Regions from separate parts of the Homo sapiens genome. Here region 2 is linked to region 1. The links are chromatin loops, found by intact Hi-C in ENCODE. Cell type or tissue: GM12878. All regions are shown on one strand. Links, peaks and the distances in the headings refer to the core of each region. The heading gives the core; the rest is flanking DNA.

What was found. Peaks named below come from ENCODE experiments on the same cell type or tissue, not always from the same donor. Only the 100,000 strongest peaks of a DNase experiment are listed, where the experiment ranks them.
Region 2: it touches region 1 in a loop (5-fold over the local background); 1 of 110 quality-filtered maps calls a loop at or near these places.

The regions. Positions count from the first base shown.
Region 1 is chrX:2,173,459-2,176,369 of GRCh38, reverse strand. No RefSeq gene overlaps it. Among named protein-coding and RNA genes, the nearest start is that of DHRSX, 330 kb to the left of the region's middle. In GM12878, for the core only: no CTCF peak of the experiment used is centred there; a DNase peak (open chromatin) is centred at 1,509; H3K27ac peaks cover 599 bases.
Region 2 is chrX:2,231,870-2,234,780 of GRCh38, reverse strand. All of the region lies in intron 6 of DHRSX (dehydrogenase/reductase X-linked), which reads left to right. Among named protein-coding and RNA genes, the nearest start is that of DHRSX, 270 kb to the left of the region's middle. In GM12878, for the core only: a CTCF peak has its summit at 1,293; a DNase peak (open chromatin) is centred at 1,520; H3K27ac peaks cover 975 bases.

The DNA.
Region 1 (2,911 bases), core at 150-2,649:
GTGTGCATGTATGAACGTGTATTCATGGGTATGAGAATGCTTCGTGCATGTGTAAATATGTGTGTGGGCTATGCATTTATTGATGTATGTGCATATGTGTGCATGCATGTGTGCCTGCGTGTGCATGAGTGTGAAAAACTGAGTGCACCTGTGCACGTGTGCAGATGCCTCATGTATGTGTGAAAATCTGCACATATATGCAGTGTGTATGTGCATGGGTGTACATACCTATGTGTGAATCGATGTGTGCAATGCATGTATACGCACGTGTGTACATGCAGGTGTGAGTGTATCTGTACATGCATGTGTATGCCTGGGTTTCAGTGGAAGCAGGGCTGCAAAGAGGAGAAACACTTAGACCCTGACACACAAGAGTTCTCATTTCGGTAGATGAGCTGGCTGTGTATGCAAAGAGGAGAATAGAGGACAAAGACAGGATCAGCATCGTAGCGCTGATGACGACAGCTCTGGACTCCTCTTGATGAGGGCTGTGGCACACATCGAGGGGAGCACTGCTGAAAACAACATAGAATGTGATTTGGACCCAGCATGCAATCTACAAAGGCCGTGCTGCCGACACGGGGCAGGATTTTGGTTGACAGGTTGGTGTTGGAGTGGAAGACCTTCTCCAAAGAGGCTTTCTTGAAATCACAAAAGGAAGGGATCCATGAAGGAGAAGCAGTGCCGAGAGGAAGGGCAGAGACCACAGAGTGCACCCGTGCACGTGTGCAAATGCCTCATGTGTGCGTGAATGCATGTGTGCGTGTGTAAAATGCACATATGCTTTTAGCTGCATGCGTGCGTGTGCAGATGCGTGTGAAAACCTGTGCACACCTGCAATGTATATGTATATGTGTATGCACGAGTGTGAATAGCCGTGTGCATGCGTGAGTGTATGTGTATGTGGATGAGCGTGGGAACCCTGAAGGGAGCCTCTCTGCAGTTTCTGGGACACAGGTTGTAGTTAACCTAGGACAAAAAGTCAGTAGAGTCCTTTATGGGCTGCTGATGAATGAGGCCTGCTACCAGGAAGGAATGGTTTTTTTGTTTTTGTTTTTGTTTTTTTTTTCCGACAGAGTCTTGCTCTGTCTCCCAGGCTGGAGTGCAGTGGGCCGATCTCAGCTCACTACAACCTCCGCTTCCCGGGTTCAAGCGATTCTCCTGCCTCAGCCTCCCGAGTAGCTGGGACGACAGGCATCCGCCACCACGCCTGGCGATTTTTTTTTTTTTTTTTTTTTTTTAGTAGAGACGGGGTTTTACCATATTGGGCAGGCTGGTCTTGAACTCCTGACCTTGTGATCCGCCCGCCTCGGCCTCCCAAAGTGCTGGGATTACAGGCGTGAGCCACCGCACCCGGCCAGGAAGGATTGTTTTGCACGCCAGGGTTTCTCTTTAGCTTATGATTTCTTCCACCAAATCTGTCCCAACCCTGCTGTGTCTGTCCCTACCAGCGGCTGCAGTGTGAGTGAATCCAGGCATGACTGCATGAACACCCAGCTTCCTGTTTGGTCACTTAGTAACCACTAGATGACGTTTACTGAGCTCTTAGCAGGCACATTCTAATCCCCGTAATTTTGTTTACTCGGTTGGAGGAGAAACATTGTCTCTTCTCCACTTTCCCAGCTGTAATGCAAACCTTAGCATACAAGAAACAGGCCGGGCGCGGTGGCTCACGCTTGTAATCCCAGCACTTTGGGAGGCCGAGGCGGGCGGATCACGAGGTCAGGAGATCGAGACCACGGTGAAACCCCGTCTCTACTAAAAATACAAAAAAAAAAAAAACAAAAAAAAAAAACCCGGCGCGGTTGGGGGCACCTGTGGTCCCAGCTACTCGGAGAGGCTGAGGCAGGAGAATGGTGTGAACCCGGGAGGCGGAGCTTGCAGTGAGCCGAGATTGCACCACTGCACTGCAGCCTGGGCGACAGAGCAAGACTCTGTCTCAATAAAAAAAAAATAAAAAAGAAACAGAAGGAGGCACGCTAAAAACTAAAAGTAGGAGGTTAAGGGAAGGGAGGAAAGAGAAAAACCAAAGGATGGGGGTGGGTTCAAACCACATTTTATGCCGCTGGATCGTGTTGTAATATTTCTACATGCTTGGGAATTACAGGCATGCATGGAATAGTATGCAACTGTGAAAAAGGAATGAGATCATGTCTTTTACAGGAATATGGATGGAGCTCGAGGCCATCACCCTTAGCAAACTAATGCAGTAACAGAAAATCAAATACTGCACTTTGTCACTTATAAGTGGGAGCTAGGCCGGGCGCGGTCACTCAGGCCTGTAATCCCAGCATTTTGGGAGGCCGAGGCAGGTGGATCACGAGGTCAGGAGTTTGAGAGCAGCTTGGCCAACATGGTGAAACCCTATCTCTACTAAAAATACAAAAATTAGCCGGGCGTGGTGGCAGGCACCTGTAATCCCAGCTACTGGGGAGGCTGAGGCAGAAGAATCATTTGAACCCGGGAGGCGGACGTTGCAGTGAGCCAAGATCACGCCATTGCACTCCAGCCTGGGCGACAGGGTGACACTCCGTCTCAAAAAAATAAAAAAATAAATAAGTGGGAGCTAAATGAGGAGAACTCATGAACACAAAGAAGGGAGCAAGAGACACCTCTACTTGAGGGTGGAGGGTGGGAGGAGGGAGAGGGGCAGAAAAGATAACTATTGGTACTGGGCTTAATACCTGGGTGATGGAATCATCTGTACAACAAACTGCGGTGACACAAATTGACCTACAACAAACCTGCACGTGTACCCCCAAACCTAAGATAAAAGTTTAAGGGAAAGAATGAAGCAAGCTAAACTTTAGACAACAATAACAGCAACAAGAAAAAGAAGTGACAGGTGTAATTACTTTCATTACTGCCTCAGCCACTTGTGGAAGCATTTTTCCGGTGTTGTGGTATTGTT
Region 2 (2,911 bases), core at 224-2,723, 58 kb before region 1:
CGGGATCGTGCCACTGCACTCCAGCCTGGGCAACAGAGTGAGACTCCGTCTCAAAAAATAAAAAGTAAAATAATAAAATAAAAAGTGGAAACGTGCAGTGTTTGTCCATGTCACTGCAAAAGACATGATTTCATTCTTTGATATGACTGCATAATATTCCATGGTGTGTATATACTATACTGTACTTTCTTTATATTAGCCAGTCCTCTGCTGACAGACACTTAGGTTGATTGCATATCTTTGCTGTTCTGAATACTACTGCAAAAAACCTAAAACAGCTGTGTGCGTGGATCAGGGCTCTGTGCCTGGAAGGCAGGGAAGGAGGTACTGAATGTGTGTGTGTGGGTCTAGCTGTGTGCATGGATCTGGGCTGTGTGCATGGATCAGGGCTGTGTGCATGGATGAAGGCAGGGAGGGAAATATTGAATGCATGTGCATGGATCAGGGCTGTGTGCATGGGTGAAGGCAGGGAGGGAGATATTGAATGCACATGCATGGAGCCAGCTGTGTGCGTGGATCAGGGCTGTGTGCATGGATGCAGGCAGGGAGGCAGCTGCAGAATGCATGTGTATGGAGCCAGCTGTGTGCATGGATCAGGGCTGTGTGCATGGGTGAAGGCAGGGAGGGAGATATTGAATGCATGTGCATGGATCCAGCTGTGTGCATGGATCAGGGCTCATGATAGCAAAGCAGAGAAAGAAGGGAGATGACGAGGGAGGGGTCCCTGGAAGAATCAGGCAGTGGCTATTTCCTGCAACAGCTCCCTTCTCCTCTCCTTCCCTGCTATGCCTCTCATTTTTCTAATTTGTTAATTCTGGATAATAATATCACATAAGAGTGTTGTGAACATTGCCGACAGAATATATGGGAAACCATTTTCTCCACTGTAAAGCTCTGTGTAATTATGTAATTATGAGCCATTCATTCCTCTCTCTGACTATATTGCTTGTGGCTCTATTTAGTACACTTGAAACTCTATCTTCTATTTTGTGTGTGTTTCATCTTTTTTTTTTCCTGCACTTGTGCCTCACCATCCACCCACTGCCCATGTCTATTGGAAGCTCCTGGGCAGCAGGGGTTATTTCTGAAATTCTCTTCCTTTGCCCCAAGAGCTGGCAAAATACGGGTGAGCATTTAATAAACATTCATTGGACTGAATGAAGTTGAAATGGTTTCTGTAGCTTGCAGCTCCAACACTCTCCAGGACTCAAGAGTGGCTTGATGCAGATTTTACCATAAATGGTGCTGCACCGTCTCCCCAGCGCCCCCCAGCCGGGCGTCTGGAACTTCAAAGATGCTCTTGTGTCTGTTAAAAGGGAACACACTGCGTTCTTGGATTTGGGTTCACATTTATACATCTTCTGTCCTCTTGCCAGTCTCTAAAGATTGTCATTTAAAAAAAAAAAAAAGCTGTAGATAAAACAGGATGTGTTATTTAAGCCACAGGGAGCATGATTTACAGGACCGTCTTGTGTATTCAGAAGACAACTTTCATTTCCCTGCACAAGGCGTCACCAAGCAAGCCCACTTCATCATTCCGAGAATGTGTGGAAGACAGCGTCTGTCAGCCACAGCTGCACAGCGGCAGATAATGAAATTCTGCCGCGAAGCCACAGTTCCTTGCTCTACACAGGAGGTCGGCCAGATAGGAAGTGTCTTAGTCTTCGTGGGCCACCTCTAGTCTCTTTGGCATATTTCTTTCTTTCTTTCTTTCTTTCTTTTTCTTAACAACACTTTAAGAGTATAAAACCATTCTTAGCTAGTAGCCTGTACAGAAACAGGTACAGGCTGAATTTTGCCCATGGTGTATAGTTTGCAGAGCTGCATAAGAAGCTAGAATGAGTGAGGTTCCCAGCGTGGTCTCTGAGACCAGCAGCCTCTGGGAGCTCGTTAGAAATGCAGATTCTTGGGTCGGGCACGATGGCTCATGCCTGTAATCTCAGCACTTTTGGAGGCTGACATGGGCGAATCATGAGGTCAGGAGTTCGAGACCAGCCTGGCCAACATGGTGAAATCCTGTCTCTACTAAAAATACAAAAAATTAGCTGGATGTAGTGGCAGGCACCTGTAATCCCAGCTACTCGGGAGGCTGAGGCAGGAGAATTGCTTGAACTTGGGAGGCGGAGGTTGCAGTGAGCCAAGATCATGCCACTGCACTCCAGCCCTGGCATCTCAAATAAATAAATAAATAATAAAAAATAAAAAAAAATGCTGATTCTTGGGCCTCCTAAGATCCACTGAGTTAGAAATACCAGGGGTGCAGTTGTTTTTACAAGCTCTCTGGCCCATTCTCTTGAGTGCTAAGCGTGAGGACCCCAGACCCCAGGACTGCAGGGGATTGAGCCCCAGCTTTGGGGCTGTGGACAAAAGAAGATAGTTCTCGGTAATTCCATATGAATGCTCTATATGAATCCTAAAGGAAGTTCTGTTGCTTTAGTTGTTGTTGTTTTCAAAACAAGTGGATACAAGTTCATTCAGGAATCCCCCAGCCTCACACAAGTGAACAAGAGTGATTTCGATTCAGAGGAAGACTTTTAGAAACAGAAGGGTGTAGTGTGAAGGTTGTCTAGTTTTTTTTTAGGAAAAGCTGGATTATACTGTAAATTGATAATAGAGGGGGCAGAGAGAGAGGAGGAGAAAGAGGAAGGGGAAGAGGAGGAAGGGAAGGGAGAGAGAGAAAAAGGAAGATGAGGAAAAGGAGAAAAAATAAAAGGAGGAAGACAGAGGGATAGAAAGAGAAAAAGGAGGAGAAGGAAGAAGGAGGAGAAGATGAAGGAGGAGGAAAAAGGGAGGAATAGAGAAAAGGAAAGAAGGGCAGAAAGAAAAGAGAAGGAGGAGAGAAGAGGAAGAGAAAGATAGAGGAAAAGAAGAAGATAAGAGAAAGAGGAGGAGGAGGAAGAAGTTGGAGAAG